Regions from separate parts of the Homo sapiens genome. Here region 1 is linked to region 2. A link is a loop called in an ENCODE intact Hi-C map of the cell type or tissue named here. Cell type or tissue: MCF 10A. All regions are shown on one strand. Links, peaks and the distances in the headings refer to the core of each region. The heading gives the core; the rest is flanking DNA.

Region 1 (10,152 bases), core at 440-8,439, 610 kb before region 2:
GGCGCAGTGGCTCATGCCTATAATCCCAGTACTTTGGGAGGCTGAGGCGGGTGGATCACCTGAGGTCATGAGATCGAGACCAGCCTGACCAATATGGTGAAACCTCTGTCTCTACTGAAGATACAAAAGAGCCAGGCATGGTGGCATGTGCCTGTAGTCCCAGCTACTAGGGAGGCTGAGACAGGAGAATTGCTTGAACTCGGGAAGAAGAGGTTGCAGTGAGCCGAGATTGTGCCTCTGCACTCCAGCCTGGGCAACAGAGAGACACTCCATCTCAAAAAAAAAAAAGAAAGAGTTGAGACCGCTTCCTCTTCCCATCTCTTGCCCATCCAACAAGGCCCTCACGAAATTCTGGCACCTTGATATTAAACTTTCCAGCCTCCAGAACTGTGATAAATAAATTTCTTTTTAAAATAAATTACCAGTCGGTGGCATTCTGTTATAACAACACAAAACAGAGTAAGAGAGCTTGCCATTCTTGTATTACATCCTGATTCCTTCCAACTTTGCCATGATGGCACACAGGAAGAGCCAGAGCCCAGTCTCTGAGAAAACAATTTCTGTCAATGTAACTTTAATTGGAACATTTAGGGCAAGAGGATTAATTATTGGGCAACTTTACTGCTTAGTCTACTTTTTTTTCTGACACAGAGTCTCGCTCTGTCACTCAGGCTGGAGTGCAGTGGCGTGATATTGGCTCACTGCAAACTCCACCTCCCACCACCTAAGTCTGGCCCTGCTTAGTCTGCTTGATTATTTGTTATTTTTCTCTTAAGTCTTTTCCTGTATGCTTGGTTTTCTTCAAGACCGTTTTGATTAAAGCCACTTTTTGTTTCACTGCTGTTTTTCTCTGAATGTGAACACAGAAATATGTGTTAGGTTTATGTATGCAGCTGTTTATTCCTGCATTATCTTGTATTGGTAAAAATCTGAAATAAACTACATGTCCATATTGAGTCTGGTTAAATAAAAGATGATAACATATGGCCCAGAGTGGTGGCTCACGCCTGTAATCCTAGCACTTTGGGAGGCCAAGGTGGGCAGATCACTTGAGCTCAGGAGTTCAAGACCAACCTGGCCAACATGGTGAAACCCCATCTCTACTCAAAATACAAAAATTAGCCAGGCGTAATGGTGCATGCCTGTAATCCCAGCTACTCTGGAGGCTGAGGCAGAACTTGGGAGGCAGAGGTGAGCCAAGATCGCACCACTGCACTCCAGCCTGGACGACAGAGTGAGACTCCGTCTCAAAAACAAAAATTATCCAGGTGTGGTGGTGTGTGCCTGTAGTCCCAGCTACTCCAGAGACTGAGGTAGGAGGGTTGCTTGAGCCCTGGAGGCAGAGGTTGTGGTGAGCCAGAATTGCATTGCTGTACTCCAGCCTGGGCAACAAAGCAAAGCCCTGTTTCAAAAAAAAAAAAAAAAACAGAGAGAGAGGTTATTGGACTTTAGATTGACTGGAGCTTCGAGATTTTTGTTATTTTTTTAGTTTCCTTTTCTTTACCACTTAAAAAAAATACCATTGAGAGCAAGCTTATTTTAAAATTAGATTTTTTTGTTTGTTTGTTTTTGTTTTTGTTTTGAGATGGAGTTTTGCTCTTGTCACCCAGGCTGGAGTGCAGTGGTGCAATCTCAGCTCACTATAACCTCAGTCTCCCGGGTTCGAGAGATTCTCCTGCCTCAGCCTCCCAAGTAGCTGGAATTATAGGCGCCTGCCACCACGCCTGGCTAAAATTTTTTTTTTTTTGAGACAAAGTCGCGCTCTGTTGTCAGGCTGGAGTGCAGTGGTGCGATCTCCGCTCACTGCAACCGCTGCCTCCCTGGTTCAAGTGATTCTCCTGCCTCAGCCTCCCGTGTAGATGGGATTACAGGCATCTGCCACCACGCCCAGCTAATTTTGTATTTTTAGTAGAGAGGGGGTTTCTCCATGTTGGTCAGGCTGGTCTCGAACTCGACCTCAGATGATCCGCCCACCTCGGCCTCCCAAAGTGCTGGGATTACAGGCGTGAGCCACTGCACCCAGCTGCCACTACTTTCAATGTCAAAAACCACAATTACTTTTGCACCGACTACACCTAGTATCTACTGTTTCTAACTTACATATCTAAAACTCTTGGTTCAGGTCTCAATGGTACAATTTATTCAATGACAATATGCAAAGGGTTTTGTGTTTCTGTAGTGCACTGGTTCTCAAAGGACATTGTCAAAATCTCTAAGATTAACCCAAGTTTGTGGGCTGTTTCTGGGATTTCCAAAATTTAACAGGCACTGGGGTACAGAAGAAAAAGCATGAAGGTTGAAGCTGATAGACATGGATCAAAGCCTAATTCATCTCTCAGCTAGTTTCAAAACAGAAGCCAAGTTAAACTGTCTAGGCTTTATTTTCTCATCTTTAAAATGGGGAGAGAAATATTAACTCAGAGGGTTGTGGGGAGACCTGAATTAGAGTATGCCCATGGAGCAACTGGTGAATGGAAGGTGCTCAAGTCCACAGGTGTGTTCTCACTCCCTCTAGTAACAAAACAGTGCAGTCGGCCTGCCACACTTGCAGTTTACATCCTAGATCCAACCAACTGCAGATCAAAAATGTTCAGAAAAAAACAAATAATAAAAAGCAATAATACAACAATAAAAATTATACAAATAAAAAACACAGTATAACAACCATTTAAATAGCACTTACATTGTATTAAGGTATTATAAATAACCTAGAGATTTAGAATATTTGGAAGGATGTACATAGGTTACATACAAATTTGACACCATAGTATATGCACCAGAATATATTAGGGACTTGAACATGCGCGGATACGCGCAGATTTTGGTATCCGTGGGGACAGAGTGGGGTGTCCGGGAACCCTGGAGGCTTGTGTTAAAATGCTCTTTGCGGCTCGCTATATTGTAAGGCGGTGCCAGCTGCCGCGGCAGCCGATTACCCGAGTCTCGCTCCTGCATGGCCAGTGAGCCCCTGGCTGGGGTGGGAGCCTCAATGTCTCAGGCTGTGCAGACAAAAGGAACTCAACCATTAAGCAAAACATGGGAACTCAGTTTATATGAGTTACAATGAACACCTCAGTGACTCTCTTACAGAAGGCAATAACAGATGGCTTAGAAATTGTGGTTTCACCTCGAAGTCTGCACAGTGATTTAATGTGCCCAATTTGTTTGGATATGTTGAAGAACACCATGACTACAAAGGAGTCTTTACATCGTTTCTGTGCAGACTGCAACATCATAGCCCTTAGAAGTGGCAACAAAGAATGTCTTACCTGTTGGAAAAAACTAGTTTCCAAAAGATCACCAAGGCCAGACCCAAAGTTTGATGCACTCATCAGCAAAATTTATCCAAGTCGTGATGAATATGAAGCTCATCAAGAGAGAGTATTAGTCAGGATCAGCAAGCACAATAATCAGCAAGCACTCAGTCACAGCATTGAAGAAGGACTGAAGATAACTGCAGCGAGGCAAGAAACAATAGATTGAAAATGGTAGTGGAGCAGAAGATAACGGTGACAGTTCACACGGTAGTAATGCCTCCACACATAGCAATCATGAAGCAGGCCCTAGTAACAAATGAACCAAAACAACTGATGATTCTGGGCTTGAGCTTGATAATAACAATGCAGCAATGGAAATTGATCCAGTAATGGATGGCGCTAGTGAAATCGAATTATATTCAGGCCTCATCCCACACTTATGGAAAAAGATGACAGTGCACAGACAAGATACATAAAGACTTCTGGTAACACCACTGTTGATTACTTATCCAAGTATCTGGCTGTGAGGTTAGCTTTAGAAGAACTTCGAAGCAAAGGTGAATCAAACCAGATGAGCCTTGATACAGCCAGTGAGAAGCAGTATACCACTTATATAGCAACAGCCAGTGGCCAGTTCACTGTATTAAATTGCTCTTTTTCTTTGGAATTGGTCAGTGAGAAATACTAGAAAGTGAACAAACCCATGGAACTTTACTATGCACATACAAGGGAGCACAAATGAGCTTTTAAAAACCAATTCTGAGACTGAACTTTTTTATAGTGCATTTCTTTAATATTAAAGATGTACCAGCCGGGCGCGGTGGCTCACGCCTGTAATCCCAGCACTTTGGGAGGCCGAGGCGGGCGGATCACAAGGTCAAGAGATCGAGACCACCGTGAAACCCCGTCTCTACTAAAAATACAAAAAATTAGCCGGGCACATTGGCAGGCACCTGTAGTCCCAGCTACTCGGGAGGCTGAGGCAGGAGAATGGCGTGAACACGGGAGGCGGAGCTTGCAGTGAGCTGAGATCGCGCTACTGCACTCCAGCCTGGGTGACAGAGCGAGACTCCGTCTCAAAATAAATAAATAAATAAATAAATAAAAATAAAGATGACTGGCATTACTTTTATGGACAGATCTTGGATATGTTGTTCAGTTTTCTTTCTGAGCCAGACTCGTTTACGCTATTCAAATCTTTTCCCCTTAACTTAAGATTTCCTTTTTGGAAGGGACTGCAATTATTCAGTACTGTTTTCTTTTCTTTAAAAAAAATACCTGAAGTTTCTTGTGGGTTTTTTCCCCCCACAAAGTGTGGTTCCACTTGGAGCACCCTTTGACCCAGGAATTTTTCATAGTTTCTGTATTCTTAAAGATTCAGTTGGCTGTCCTTTTCCCGCTCCCCTCAAAAGATTTTTAGTCATACACAATGTTAAATATTATGTATTCCGACTTTTTTTCCCCTGGAGTCTTGTATATTCATAGTTTTCTATATAAACTGTGGTACCATCATGAAGACCCAAGGCTCAAATTTACTGTCCTTAAAAACAGTTCTCATAGGATTATTCTTTTCATGGTATTTCTTTCATAATATCTCATTTTAAAAAGAAGTTCTTTATGAACTTAGTGTCCATTGTCATGCAGTGTTATTTTTTTTTTCCATTTTTCCCGCATAATTTTGGAATTTCTGGTCCTGGAAAGAATCAAACAAAATCTTAAGTTCCATGAGAACTTGGTTCATGAACAGATTTTGCTGAAGAAAGAAAAATTAAATTGGTAGTAAAATACAGTCTTCAAGTATTAAAAAAAAATGCTCTTTGCTGAGGGAAAACACTAGATTAGTTTGTTAGGGCGCATCTAATTTTTTAATGTGACCATTAGATGGCAGCATTCAGGTGGGATTTCCTGTATCAGACCAAAGGCTTCTCCCCTCTCCCCACTTCCACCCAAAACACAAAAACAAGCTATCCTTCTGAGTGCCTCAGTTGGAACAGCAATTGAGGGATACTGTTTGGGAACGCGATTGCCAAGGGCGAAACTAAAAGAATTCTACTAGGTAGAAGAGGGGAATAATAATAAGAGTTGATAGTATTTACATGCACTAGGCATTCACTGTTCTAAGCACTTTTATATATGTTAAAATAAAGGGTAGGTAAATAAATTAACAAAACTCCAGTCCACAAACCCCCGTCTCATATAGAGGGGAGCTATAAAACTTTTTTTTGTTGTTACAGACAGGTCTCACTCTCACCCATGCTGCAGTGCAGTGACATGTGCTTGTAGCTCATTGCAGCCTCCAACTTTTGGGCTCAAGCAATCCTCTTGCCTCAGGCTCCTGAGTAGCTGGGACTACAGGTGCCTGCCACCATGCCGGCTATTTTTTATTTTATAATAAAATAATAAAATACCTAATGTATATTTTATATTGTTAAATATAATATTTATATTATATATAAATACAATGTAATATTAATATAACATTAATATAATTAAAATATAATATTTATATAATTATAATATAATAATAAGGCTGGGCGCAGTGGCTCATGCCTGTAATCTCAGCACTTTGGGAGGCCGAGGCCAACATGGTGAAACCCCATCTCTACTAAAAATAGAAAAAGTAGCCGGGTGCGGTGGCAGGCGCCTGTAATCCCACCTACTCCGGAGGCTGAGGCAGGAGAATCACTTGAACCCTGGAGGTGGAGGTTGCAGTGAGCCGAGACTGCGCCACAGCACTCCAGCCTGGGCGACAGAGCAAGACTCCATTTCAATAATAATAATAAAAATAAAATAAAATAAAAATAGCCATCATGGTGCCAAGCACCTATAGTCCCAGCTACTCAGGAGGCTGGGCAACCACCTTTGAGAAAAGGCTATCTAGTCACAACTGCTTTTTTTTTCTTTCTTTCTTTCTTTTTTTAATAGAGACAGGGTTTTGCCATGTTGCCCAGACTGGTCTTAAACTCCTGGGCTCAACCTATCTGCCTGCTATGGCCTCCCCAAAGTGTTGGGATTACAGGCTTGAGCCACTGGGCCTGGCTTACAAATATTATTATTTTTTTTGAGATGGAGTTTTGCTCTTGTTGCCCAGGCTGGACTGCAATGGCATGATCTAGGCTCACTGCAACCTCTGCCTCCCAGGTTCAAGCGATTTTCCTGCCCCAGCCTCCCGAGTAGCTGGGACGACAGGTGCGTGCCACGACGCCCAGCTGATTTTTGTATTTTTAGTAGAGACAGGGTTTCACCATGTTGGCCAGGCTGGTATCGAACTCCTGACCTCAGGTGATCTGCCTGTGTCAGCCTCCCAAAATGCTAGGATTACAGGCGTGAGCCACTGCACCCGGCATGAAAGAGTGACCTTTGGAAACTGACTGAGTCTGTTCCTCTTCTTGGGAGCTGCTGCTTTTCTTTTTTTTGAGACAGAGCCTTGCTCTGTCACCCAGGCTGGAGTGCAGTGGCGCGATCTCGGCTCACTGCAAGCTCCACCTCCCAGGTTCACGCCATTTTTCTGTCTCAGGCTCCCGAGTAGCTGGGACTACAGGCGCCCGCCACCACACCCGGCTAATTTTTTGTATTTTAGTAGAGACGGGGTTTCACTGTGTTAGCCAGGATGGTCTCGATCTCCTGACCTCGTGATCTGCCCGCCTCAGCCTCCCAAAGTGCTGGGATTACAGGCGTCAGCCACCGCACCCAGCCAGAGGAAGACTCTTAACAAATCTTGTCCATTGGAAAGGCACTGACTCAAATCTGCAGAACAAATCTTACTAAACAAGCATTGTTTACTATACTTTCTCTGGTCATCTCCCCACTACTTGCCTCCCCATTCCCAGAAACCCAAAACTCCTTTTCTTCTGTTTAGTCTGAGATGTTATATCAGTCCCAGTTCTAACCAGCCCTTGGGGTTACTCATATGGGTGTTTCCACGTATACATGCAAGATGCACAAGTTAGTGAACTTCTGTTTGCTTTACTCATGCTAATCTGTCTTTTGCCAGACTAGTTTACAGGGACTCAGCTGGAGACCCTAAGATGAGTAAAGGAAAATTACTTCTTTTCTCCCATGCATATGTTTCATCTTGACTCTACTTGGCTTTTTTTCCTCTTCATTTTTTGTGAAGGCTGTATGTGTCTGGGCTTCAATATTTTCAAATGTATGGATGAGTTGTTCGTCTTCTTGCAGTATCTTTTTTTTTTTTTTGAGATGGAGTCTTGCTGTGTCGCCCAGGCTGGAATGCAATGGCACGATCTTGGCTCACTGCAACCTCTGCCTCCCGGTTTCGAGCAATTCTCCCATCTCAGCCTCCTGAGTAGCTGAGATTAAGGACACCCGCCATCATGCCCAGCTAATTTTTTGTATTTTTGTAGAGACAGGGGTTTCACCATATTGGCCAGGCTGGTCTCGAACTCCTGACCTCAGGTGATCTACCCACCTCGGCCTCCTAAAGTGGTGGGATTACAGGTGTCAGCCACTGTGCCTGGCCATTGCAGTGTCTTTATATCCAATGCACTCACTTTCTAAAATGCATAGAGGATGTTCTATGTGCTATTCCAGAGGTCATTTTTGCAGAGATAATGGCATTTGAGATAAAACACCCATGGTTTATTTGCTCTTTTCACAAGCTGGTCACTGAGTGAACTTTGGAATTGACTCTGATACCTGTTGGTGTAAAGCTCTGTCCAGGCAGTGCTGGATTACACCACCATGGCCAGCAAAGCCAGGAAACTCCATGTGGAAGGGAAAGGCCTCAGTGAGGTGACCCACTTAAGTGTTTTGCCCAATGCCACAAGGGGGGCAAAGTCTGACCATTCTGAAAACTTGTTCCTGTTCCCTTGAGCCACTGTGGGATTTCCTCCCATCTTTAATCACTGGCCATCATAAGCAGTGATTGGAATCGGGTGCATTCCTTCCTTGTCATTCACTCTGTAGCCTTGCACAAATGGGCTGACCTGGGGTTAATTGTTACCTCAGAGGTCACAGGGATCTCCTGCGCACACATTCCATGCAGTCTTTTCCTGTTTCCCTTCCCTCTGACCTCACCGGGTTGTCTGGTCACAGTGTCCCCACCCCATTTATGACATTTTCTCCTCTTTGGTCTCCAGGACTCTATGCTGCCCTGCCTCCTCTCTCTCAAGACTTCTTTGCTTCCTTAAGGAGCTTTGCTCTCGCTCAAGTATAGGTGACCCTCAAGGTTTGGTTGGATCTGTGTGGTTGAATCCTTTCCCAAACAGCCTGCTTGAACACTGTATGCTAACTCACTTCCCCTCACCCAACCCCTGGAGATAGCTCTGGAGCTCAGATCCCTCAACCTGACCTCTGACCTCCACCACACAGGAGCAACTGGCCTGCTCTGTCCTTCCCCTTCGATGCTCCCACCAACCCCCAAGCTCACCTTTCTGGAGCTAGTCAGCTTCCTACACCCTGGACCCACTCTTCACGGACAGCCCTGTTTCCATTATGGTGGCCAAAACCCTCCCATTTGTTAGACTCACATCTCAGGAATGACCTTTGATCATTCACCTGTAAGTAGCAGTAAGGGTCTTCATTGCATTTTACTAATATCAAGTAACTGTTTTTTGTTTTGTTTTGTTTTAGACGGAGTCTCACTCTGTTGCCCAGGCTGGAGGGCAGTGGCACTATCTTGGCTCACTGCAACCTCCGCCTCCCAGGTTCAAGCATTCTCCTGTCTCAGCCTCCTGAGTAGCTGGGACTACAGACGCTTGCCACCACGCCTGGCTAATTTTTGTATTTTTAGTAGAGACGAGGTTTCACCATCTTGGCCAAGCTGGTCTTGAACTCCTGACCTCAGGTGATCTGCCTGCCTTGGCCTCCCAAAGTGCTGGGATTACAGGCGTGAGCCACCGTGCCAGGCCAAGTAACTGGTTTTTGTTTGTTTGTTTGTTTGTTTACAAATAGGACTTTTTGTCACTATTAAAAGTCTGAATTTTAAACAGATACTTGAATTGGTGGTTCATATCTATCAGCTCATTCAACTTTAGCACCTGTCTTGTCCCCAGGAGCTTTTCCAGAACTACTGCCTTGACCATGAAGCTCAATGAATTTTCCCAATTCAAACTTGGGCCGCTTTTCTTTTGAGATGGAGTCTTGCCCTGTCGCCCAGGCTGGAGTGCACTGGTGCTATCTCAGCTCACTGCAATGTCCGCCTCCCGGGTTCAAGCGATTCTCCTGCTTCAGCCTCCTGCGTAGCTGGGATTACAGGCGTGCCATCACACCTAGCTAATTTTTCTATTTTTAGTAGAGATGGGGTTTCACCATGTTGGTCAGGCTGGTCTCAAAATCCTGACCTGGTAATCCGCCCGTCTCAGCCTCCCAAAGTGCTGGGATTACAGGTGTGAGCCACTGCGCCCCGCATGCATTTTCACTTTTCTAATCAGGACATCAGGCAGAGGATAAATAGACTGGTAAGCCTTTTCTTTGTCTTTTCCAATGCTATCTGGAATCAATTTATTGACCACCTTTTCAAGTCACTTTTCTGCACCTCTCAGGTCATGTTTTCAGTCATCTCCTTGGCATACTTGTTGGTATGTGTGTAAGAGGTTTTCTGTATCTGACTGGTTTTTTTTTTTTTTTTGAGACGGAGTCTTGCTCTCTTGCCCAGGTTGGAGTGCAGTGGTGCAACCTTGGCTCACTGCAACCTCTGCCTCCTGCGTTCAAGCAATTCTCCTGCCTCAGCCTCCCAAGTAGGTGGGATAACTGGTATGTGCCAGCACACCCAGCTAATTTTTTTTTTTTTTTTTTTTTAGTAGAGACAGGGTTTCACCATGTTAGCCAGGCTGGTCTCGAACTCCTGACCTCAGGTGATCCGCCTGTCTCAGCCTCACAAAGTGCTGGGATTACAGGTGTGAGCCACAGCGCCTGGCCGACTGTTGTTTTTTAC
Region 2 (11,069 bases), core at 1,718-9,717:
ATTAACCTTAAATGTAAATGGGCTAAATGCTCCAATTAAAAGACACAGACTGGCAAATTGGATAAAGAGTCAAGACCCATCAGTGTGCTGTATTCAGGAAACCCATCTCACATGCAGAGACACATATAGGCTCAAAATAAAGGGATGGAGGAAGATCTACCAAGCAAATGGAAAACAGAAAAAAGCAAGGGTTGCAATCCTAGTCTCTGATGAAACAGACTTTAAACCAACAAAGATCAAAAGAGACAAAGAAGGCCATTACATAATGGTAAAGGGATCAATTCAACAAGAAGAGCTAACTATCCTGAATATATATGCACCCAATACAGGAGCACCCAGATTCATAAAGCAAGTCCTTAGAGACCTACAAAGAGACTTAGACTCCCACACAATAATAATGGGAGACTTTAACACCCCACTGTCAACATTAGACAGATCAACGAGACAGAAAGTTAACAAGGGTATCCAGGAATTGAACTCAGCTCTGCACCAAGTGGACCTAATAGACATCTACAGAACTCGCCACCCCATATCAACAGAATATACATTCTTCTCAGTATCACATCACACTTATTCCAAAATTGACCACATAGTTGGAAGTAAAGCACTCCTCAGCAAATGCAAAACAACAGAAATTATAACAAACTGTCTCTCAGACCACAGTGCAATCAAGCTAGAACTCAAGATTAAGAAACTCACTCAAAACCACTCAACTACATGGAAACTGAACAACCTGCTCCTAAATGACTACTGGCTACATAACGAGATGAAGGCAGAAATAAAGATGTTCTTTAAACCAATGAGAACAAAGACACAACATACCAGAATCTCTAGGACACATTTAAAGCAGTGTGTAGAGGGAAATTTATAGCACTAAATGCCCACAAGAGAAAGCAAGAAAGATCTAAAATTGACATCCTCACATCACAATTAAAAGAACTAGAGAAACAAGAGCAAACACATTCAAAAGCTAGCAGAAGGCAAGAAATAACTAAGATCAGAGCAGAACTGAAGGAGATAGAGACACAAAAAACCCTTCAAAAAATCAATGAATCCAGGAGCTGGTTTTTTGAAAAGATAAACAAAATTGATAGACTGGTAGCAAGACTAATAAAGAAGAAAAGAGAGAAGAATCAAATAGACACAATAAAAAATGTTAAAGGGGATATCACCACTGATCCCACAGAAATACAAACTACCATCAGAAAATACTATAAACACCTCTACACAAATAAACCAGAAAATCTAGAGGAAATGGATAAATTCCTGGACACATACACCCTCCCAAGACTAAAGCAGGAAGAAGTTGAATCCCTGAATAGACCAATAACAGGTTCTGAAATTGAGGCAATAATTAATAGCCTACCAACCAAAAAAAGTCCAGGACCAGATGGATTCACAGCAGAATTCTACCAGAGGTACAAAGAAGAGCTGGTAACATTCTTTCTGAAACTATTCCAATCAATAGAAAAAGAGGGAATCCTCCCTAACTCATTTTATGAGGCCAGCATCATCCTGATACCAAAGCCTGGTAGGGACACAACAAAAAAAGAGAATTTTAGACCAATATCCCTGATGAACATCAATGCAAAAATCCTCAATAAAATACTGGCAAACCGAATACAGCAGCACATCAAAAAGCTTATCCACCATGATCAAGTCGGCTTCATCCCTGGGATGCAAGGCTCGTTCAACATACACAAATCAATAAACGTAATCCATCATATAAACAGAACCAAAGACAAAAACCACAAGATTATCTCAATAGATGCAGAAAAGACCTTTGACAAAATTCAACAGCCCTTCATGCTAAAAACTCTCAATAAACTAGATATTGATGGGACGTATCTCAAAATAATAAGAGCTAGTTATGACAAACCCACAGCCAATATCATACTGAATGGACAAAAACTGGAAGCATTCCCTTTGAAAACTGGCACAAGACAGGAATGCCCTCTCTCACCACTCCTATTCAACATAGTGTTGGAAGTTCTGGCCAGGGCAATCAGGCAGGAGAAAGAAATAAAGGGTATTCAATTAGGAAAAGAGGAAGTCAAATTGTCCCTGTTTGCAGATGACATGATTGTATATTTAGAAAACCCCATCATCTCAGCCCAAAATCTCCTTAAGCTGATAAGCAACTTCAGCAAAGTCTCAGGATATAAAATCAATGTGCAAAAATCACAAGCATTCCTCTACACCAATAACAGACAAACAGAGAGCCAAATCATGAGTGAACTCTCATTCACAATTGCTTCAAAGAGAATAAAATACCTAGGAATCCAACTTACAAGGGATGTGAAGGACCTCTTCAAGAACTAGAAAACACTGCTCAACGAAATAAAAGAGGACACAAACAAATGGAAGAACATTCCATGTTCATGGATAGGAAGAATCAATATCCTGAAAATGGCCATACTGCCAAAAGTAATTTATAGATTCAATGCCATCCCCATCAAACTACCAATGACTTTCTTCACAAAATTGGAAAAAACTACTTTCAATTTCATATGGAACCAAAAAACAGCCTGCATTTCGAAGACAATCCTAAGCCAAAAGAACAAAGCTGGAGGCATCACGCTACCTGACTTCAAACTATACTACAAGGCTACAGTAACCAAAACAGCATGGTACTGGTACCAAAACAGACATATAGACCAATGGAACAGAACAGAGCCCTCAGAAATAATACCACACATCTACAACCATCTGATCTTTGACAAACCTGACAAAAACAAGAAATGGGGATATGATTCCCTATTTAACAAATGGTGCTGGGAAAACTGGATAGCCATATGTAGAAAACTGAAATGGGACCCCTTCCTTACATCTTATACAAAAATTAATTCAAGATGGATTAAAGACTTAAATGTTAGACCTAAAACCATAAAAACCCTAGAAGAAAACCTAGGCAATACCATTCAGGACATAGGCATGGGCGAGGACTTCATGACTAAAACACCAAAAGCAATGGCAACAAAAGCCAAAATTGACAAATGGGATCTAATTCAACTGAAGAGCTTCTGCACAACAAAAGAAACTACCATCAGAGTGAACAGGCAACCTACAGAATGGGAGAAAGTTTTTGCAATCTACTCATCTGACAAACGGCTAATATCCAGAATCTACAAAGAACTTAAACAAATTTACAAGAAAAAATCAAACAACCCCATCAAAAAGTGGGCAAAGGATATGAACAGACACTTCTCAAAAGAAGACTTTTATGCAGCCAAGAGACACATGAAAAACAAACAACCCCATCAAAAAATGGGTAAAGGACATGAACAGACACTTCTCAAAAGAAGACATTTATGCAGCCAAAAAACACATGAAAAAATGCTCACCATCACTGGCCATCAGAGAAATGCAAATCAAAACCACAATGAGATACCATCTCACACCTGTTAGAATGGCAATCATTAAAAAGTCAGGAAACAACAGGTGCTGGAGAGGATGTGGAGAAATAGGAACACTTTTATACTGTTGGTGGGACTGTAAACTAGTTCAACCATTGTGGAAGTCAGTGTGGCAATTCCTCAGGGATCTAGAACTAGAAATACCATTTGACCCAGTCATCCCATTTCTGGGTATATACCCAAAGGACTATAAATCATGCTGCTATAAAGACACATGCACACTTATGTTTATTGCGGCACTATTCACAATAGCAAAGACTTGGAACCAACCCAAATGTGCAACAATGATAGACTGGATTAAGAAAATGTGGCACATATACACCATGGAATACTATGCAGCCATAAAAAACGATGAGTTCATGTCCTTTGTAGGGACATGGATGAAACTGGAAATCATCATTCTCAGTAAACTATCGCAAGAACAAAAAACCAAACACCGCATATTCTCACTCATAGGTGGGAATTGAACAATGAGAACACATGGACACAGGAAGGGGAACATCACACTCTGGGGACTGTTGCGGGGTGGGGGGAGGGGGGAGGGATAGCATTAGGAGATATACCTAATGCTAAATGATGAGTTAATGGGTGCAGCACACCAGCATGGCACATGTATACATATGTAACTAACCTGCACATTGTGCACATGTACCCTAAAACTTAAAGTATAATAATAATAAAATAAAATAAAATAAATAAAAAATAAATAAATAATAAATAAATAAATATTGTTACACATTATGGTAAGCATCATAAACTAGCCTTCAATGTTCTTTTAAATAAGTAATATTCCTGAAGGGTAAGACAAATACAGGGAAAATGAATAGAAAATAATGCTAAAGGAAAACCAGCAATTTAGGAAAAAAATTGGATACTGATTTATTTATCCTGTTTGCGTGCAATACTGAGAAAATTAATGGCTTAATTAGGAAAATGAGGAAAAAGACAAAGATGTAAATGTATAAAGGACATTTTGATGTGTTTCAAGCATTGTAGAAGCTTGTAATACTGATCCTTTATTGTACCTAATTTACCTAAAAAAATAAGACTTTTCTTTTCATTGGTATAAAGAAAAAAAGAAAAAATGCTCATCATCACTGGCCATCAGAAAAATGCAAATCAAAACCACAATGAGATACCATCTCAGTTAGAATGGCGATCATTAAAAAGTCAGGAAACAACAGGTGCTGGAGAGGATGTGGAGAAATAGGAACACTTTTACACTGTTGGTGGGACTGTAAACTAATTCGACCATTGTGGAAGACAGTGTGGCGATTCCATAAGGATCTAGAACTAGAAATACCATTTGACCCAGCCATCCCGTTACTGGATATATACCCAAAGGATTATAAATCATGCTGCTATAAAGACACATGCACACATATGTTTATTGTGGCACTAGTCACAATAGCAAAGACTTGGAACCAACCCAAATGCCCATCAATGATAGACTGGATTAAGAAAATGTGGCACATATACACCATGGAATACTATGCAGCCATAAAAAAGGATGAGTTCGTGTCCTTTGCAGGGACATGGATGAAGCTGGAAATCACCATTCTGAGCAAACTATTGCAAGGACAGAAAACCAAACACCACATGTTCCCACTCATAAGTGGGAATTGAACAGTGAGAACACTTGTTCACAGGGTGGGGAACATCACACACTGGGACCTGTCGTGGGGTGGGGGGAGGGGGGAGGGATAGCATTAGGAGATATATACCTAATGTAAATGACGAGTTAATGGGTGCAGCACACCAACATGGCACATGTATACATATGTAACAACCTGCACATTGTGCACATGTGCCCTAGAACTTTAAGTATAATTTAAAAAAGAAAAAAGAAAAAAGTTACAAAACCTTTTTCTCAAAAAAAAAAAAATTTAATCTAAATAGGGATTGAGTACCACAACTCAGTATCACACCTTCCTGAAGTTTATCCATTTTCTGTGACTTACAACCTCTTCTGCATCAGTGTTCATCCTTCCTTCCCTTCCAATAAGGGCTTGGTATATACTCATTGATCACCAAAAATTCAACCCTTTAACATTATATTATTTTATGGATATGTTAATTATTGTAATGAAAAACTTCAAATGTATAAAAAAAGATTATATAAGGAACTCCAAATTACCTATCTCCCTGCTTTAACAATTATCACATAATCATCTTATTTTGACTATACCTTCTCCCCCAGATTGTTTTGAAGTAAGTTGTCTTATCTGTAAGTATATGTTGCTTTTGCCAGTATAACCAACTCTGTTTTATGTTTGTTCCTTGGGTTCTTTGTGCAATTTTCATCATTTGATTTATCAGTTCCTATTCAGGAGTTGTGTCTTCTACTTTTGAACTTGCCGTGTGCATCTCATCATGATTACACCTTGCTGGAATTCAGTATATGTGAAGTATGATGTCTACGTACAAAAACCCAGAATGGAGCCAACAGGAAAAATAAAACTCTGACAACACGGTTGAGAGAAACAATACCACAGTCACCCACCTGTGTGTTGAAGAAAATCTTTAATCTTGTGTAGAATGAATGTTTAGGTAATTGGTTGGCTAATAGCTCCTCAGAACATTGAGGGGTATATAATTTTTGTATTATATACTACTTTAAAATAGGAAAACCCATTACCAACCACATCTTATATACTAGACCAAAATTTCTTAGTTAATGGATTTGCATTTTATCTGCTAGGAATTTGGAACTACCACTTAAGACTAAGACTATTGCGAAGTTTCTGTGACCACATCACCACTCTGTTTCTCAATCTTCTTGGAGGTAACAGATTCTTGTTCAACCTGCTGACTTACTCTTTCTTACCCTTAAAGCAATAGCACCACCCTGTGGCAAGATTTAAAATGTTTCCTCACACTGGCAAATACAACTTCCATCTTACAACTTTAAGATGCCAAGTGACTCTAGCGGACTGGTGAAGTTTTGGGCCTCTTCTCATATTAAAGTTTTTAAATGTATAAAATACAATACATGGAATTACAAAGGAAATCAATTATATGAAAATACTGTTGTGGTCAGGTGTCCATGGAATCTAGTTAGGAAGCCATAATACAAGACTGGGAACATGACATTTTGGTTCCTTCAGAAGCAACTCCTCTCTGTTCTCATAATTAAGGATCATTATTCTAGTTGAGTTTGCAGATAGGCTTTCAGGAATTACATAATGGTTTTGGCTCTATCTCTATAAGTATTTATATGGTTTATGAGAAAGGAAAGGTTGTTGGAGACAGTAGGGGAGTTTATAAAATAGAAAGCATCTACACAGTGAAAACATGTTGGGTTTTGTATCTAGGTCCTTTAAATTATTGAAGTTTAGATATTCTTGCCAAAAAGGAAGGATAGATTCCACAGAGTGCTCCTGAAAGGGTAGTCTCAAGGCATAAGGGCTTATCCTGAATGCTTTTATGAGGCTTACAAAGTAAAGCAAACTCGACAATTAATGTTATTCAGCCCTGCTGGGTAAATTTGCTCCAGATGCCTCAGAATTAAGTTCCCTCCAAGGGCTAATGAAGTAGCTCTAGGTGCCACTAGAGGGCACTGTGAGGACTCTGTTGCCAGTTAGGTGAGAGGAGCTATTGGACGGCGGCCCCCTGGAATGGGAACTCAAGGAAGAGGCAGGAAGGAGAGGACTCAAGGTGCAGGAAGGAAGATAGTTAACATTGCAGATCTTAGTTTATAAGTAAATAGTAGTAATAAAGCCTTACCAGATATTTCAGGCTCCCCCATCTACTGAGTACATGGTAGGACTGCACTTCTTAATCCTCCTGTAGTGGGTAGGACCATATGATTGGCCCTGGCCAATATCCAATAAGTTGTCAGCAGGGATGGTATGTATCTCTTTTCTCCTCCTTCTCCTCCCTCTTCTTCTCCTCCTTCTTCTTTTTTAAACTTTGTAGAGACAGGGTCTCACTATGTTTCCAAGGCTAATCTTGAACTCCTGGCCTCAAGCAATCCTCCCGCTTAGGCCTTCCGGAATACTGGGATTACAGACATGTATCTGTTCTGCACCAAGCATTGAATTGTTGGTGCCAGACCCTCCAGAGTTCTCTTTCCCCTTGACATAAGTACTAACAATATTCAAGATGGTAGCTACTCTGTCAGCCTGGGTCCCTGAGTAACTACAATGGGCAGAGTCCCCCTGCTGATCCACAGTGGACAAGTAACATGATTCAAAAATAAATCTCATCTAAAACCACAGGCATTTGGGGATTAATGCTTACTGCAGCAGAGCATACATAACTTTGATTATCACAGCTAGGTACTCAACCAAGTATTTGCATGTTCAATCCTCTCAATATATTTATTTTTTCCTTTTTTCAGATGAGAAAATTGAGGCTTAGAAACTGTAAGGACTTACCCAAGGTCATGGAGCAAGGTAAGTCCTTTGACCTTATATCATGCTTCTTAATTACTATGTTATACTACATACCAAGACCAGTTAGAATCTGTGTTACATGTTCCCAATAAAGAAAGGAGAAATTCATGGAGCCAGAAATGCAAGAGGAAGGATCACTGAACCTAGCTTCTAGCCTATGGATCTTGAGTTACCCTCAATATTTAGCAGATAAGAGTGCTGCCAATCTCTCCAATAACTTGAACTGGATTTGTCTTCTTTCTCCACAAACTCTCCCCTGGTTTTGCAAATCTTCCACCCAGATCCCTTGCCTCCAGTTCCTCCCTCCTCCAGTCATCTCACTTCTCACACTGCCTTCCACATCATCTTTTAAGTCATCATCTTAGCTCCCACCAGGACCACCTAGGGAGCTTTTCAAATACACATGCATAATTCATGCAGGGCCTGAGCAAGTATTTTTTTTCATATGTGGCTACAGTAGAAGACCCTAATATGAAAGACTGATTTTCATGTTTCTATACTATCAGGTCCCAGTTAACCTTTTCTCACTTATTGTCCACACAGTGCTCCACAGGTCATTTACAATAGAGATTATTATCCCTTGAATAAAACATTAAGAATATATTTATGTCCCCAGGCCTCTGCTCCAGTTGTTCCCTTTCCGTGAAATTTCTTCCTCATCCCCATCGGTAAAAATTCTACCATCGCTCAAATGTTTCCACCTTCATGTAGTACCCCCTTGCTGTCCCAAGTCACAATTCAGACTTGATTCCTTGGGCTCTTACAGTATTCGGCTTCTATCTGTACCAGAGTTTTGATAATTCTGTCTTTATTACATTTATTTATACATGTCTGTCTTCCCCACTAACCTGTCAACTCCTGAAGGGAGGGGCCCAGTGTTTTGTTTTTGGTTTTTGCCCAGTGTTTTTTTTGTGGGGGGGGGGGGGCGGGGGGCAGGGATTGGATTTATTTATAATAAGAAAGGCTGAATTGAGAGCTTACTTTTTTTTCCTAAAATTTAAAACAGTACTAGTAAAACCTTACCCTCCTCAGCTGACCTTATTTCAGGTATAAGAGTACAAAGCTTCTAGGTAAGCTGCTCTCATGATGTAAGAGCATGACTGATAGCACCAAGCCTGTTTAAATTCACTGAGAGCCAGGAGAGGTCACATAGCAGAGGCATCTAGTCTGAGCATGTTTTCAGACTCCAAGTATTTCCAGTGTTATTTTGTCTTGGGATTCCACAAACTACCTCCCACAATGCTTAATATCTAGCAAATACTCATTATACTTTCAAATGCAACTTACTTTGATGAATTTATGTATTTATTCATTTATTCCACAAATATGTATTGGAGTGCTGACACTGAGTGCTTACTTTGAGCGAGTCACCAGAGACACAGACAAAATGTCAGCCTTCATTAAGTCTACATTCTAGTGGAGGAGGCAAACAATAAACAGGATGAGTAGGTTATATACGTAGTATGTTAGAAGATAAGTGCCAAGGGGAAACACAAAGCAGAGATGGTAGATGAGCATCAGTTTGAGTGGTTTGTGTGCACATTAAAGTTTGAGGAGCTGTGCTCTAAATGGAGCCATCTTTACAGGGATTCTTTGCAGAATAATGAATGGAGATACATGCCAGATCCCAAAACAACTATTTTAGGAAGCAAAGAGATCCCGGGTCAGTTTCTTGAAAATTCAGAGCCAAATGCTGACATGACACCAGTATAAACTCACAATGGAATCACAGAACTTCCTAAGAATTTTTCCTCATATTTTTTAGACAAGTATGTATATACATGTGTGTGCTTAACTGATGTATGATTAGAAAAAAAGGAACTAACATTGTTGTTGTTGTTGTTGTTTAGTGCTTTGCTATGGTTTAGATGTGGTTTGTTCCCTCCAAAGCACATGTTGAAATTTGATTCCTAAAGTAATGGTGTTAAAAGGTGGTAGGGTCCATAAGAGGTGTTTAAGTCATAGGGGTTCCACTCTCATGAAGGGATTAATGCCATTCTCACAAGAGTGAGTTAGTTCTCATGGGAGGGAGCGTTATTATCACAAGAGTGGGTTATTATAAAGGTGAGTTCCGCTTTCTTGTTTCACTCTTGCTTCTTTTCTTGTCATGTGGTCTCTTGTTTTTCCACCATGTTAAGAAGCACCATGAGGCCCTCAACAGACACAGCTCTTCAATCTCAGACTTCCCAGCTTCCAGAAACATGAGCCAAAACACATCTCTTTTCTCCTCCTCCTCCTCTTCCTCCTCCTCCTTTTCCTCTTCCTCCTCCTCTTCTTCTTCCTCTCCTCCTCCTCTTCTTCTTCCTCCTCTTTCTTCCTCTTTCTTCTTATTATTCTTCCTTTTTATTAAGTTAAGGGGTACAGGTGCAGGTTTGTCATATAGGTAACCTCATGTCATGGGGGTTTGTTGTACAGATTATTTTGTCACCCAGGTATTAAGCCTAGTACCCACTAGTTATTTTTTCTGATCCTCTCCCTTCTCCCACACTCCACCCTCCAGTAGGCCCCAGCATATGTTGTTTCCCTCTATGTGTGCATGTGTTCTCAATATTTAGCTCCCACTTATAAGTGAGAATATGCGATATTTGGTTTTCTGTTCCTGTATTAGTTTGCTAAGGATAATGGCCTCCAGCTCCATCCATGATCCTGCAAAGGATATGATCTCATTCTTTTTTATGGCTGCCTAGTATTCCATGGTATATATATACATATATATATCACATTTTCTTTATCCAGTCTATTATTGATGGACATTTAGGTTGATTCCATGTATTCACTATTGTGAATAGTGGTGCAGTGAACATATACGTGCATGTGCCTTTATGATAGAATGATTTATATTCCTTTGGGTATATGCCCAGTTATGGGATTGCTGGGTTGAACAGTAGTTCTGTTTTTAGCAATTTGAGGAATCACCACACTGCTTTCCACAATGGTTGAACTAATTTACCCTCCCACCAACAGTGTATAAGCATTCCTTTTTCCCCTTTGCAGCACCCGGTATTTTTTGACTTTTTAATTATAGCCATTCTGACTGCAAACCTCTTTTCTTTATAGATTATCCAGTCTCAGGTATTCTGTTACAGCAACCAAAAACAGACTAAGACATGCCTGTTATATGAGGCATTGTGTTACTATAACAGGAATAAACCTTAGACCAAAAACAAGGATAAATCAGAAGGATTACATTTGCATTTAATCAAATTAAATTCATTTTGACTCCAAAGATATATATATTACATTTGTTAGAATTGGG

What was found. Hi-C counts contacts between places; a loop is a spot of excess contacts. Peaks named below come from ENCODE experiments on the same cell type or tissue, not always from the same donor. Only the 100,000 strongest peaks of a DNase experiment are listed, where the experiment ranks them.
Region 1: a loop joins it to region 2, with 5 times the contacts of the local background. A loop is called at or near these places in 3 of 110 quality-filtered maps.

What each region holds. Positions count from the first base shown.
Region 1 is chr9:6,662,846-6,672,997 of GRCh38, reverse strand. It overlaps the pseudogene RPS3AP54 and the pseudogene RNF2P1. Among named protein-coding and RNA genes, the nearest start is that of GLDC, 22 kb to the right of the region's middle. RefSeq lists a cis regulatory region at 7,889-7,902 and an enhancer at 7,824-7,968. In MCF 10A, for the core only: a CTCF peak has its summit at 5,145 (motif pointing right); a DNase peak (open chromatin) is centred at 5,157.
Region 2 is chr9:6,050,595-6,061,663 of GRCh38, reverse strand. No RefSeq gene overlaps it. Among named protein-coding and RNA genes, the nearest start is that of RANBP6, 41 kb to the right of the region's middle. In MCF 10A, for the core only: CTCF peaks have their summits at 6,267 (motif pointing left) and 6,946 (motif pointing right); DNase peaks (open chromatin) are centred at 6,233 and 6,983.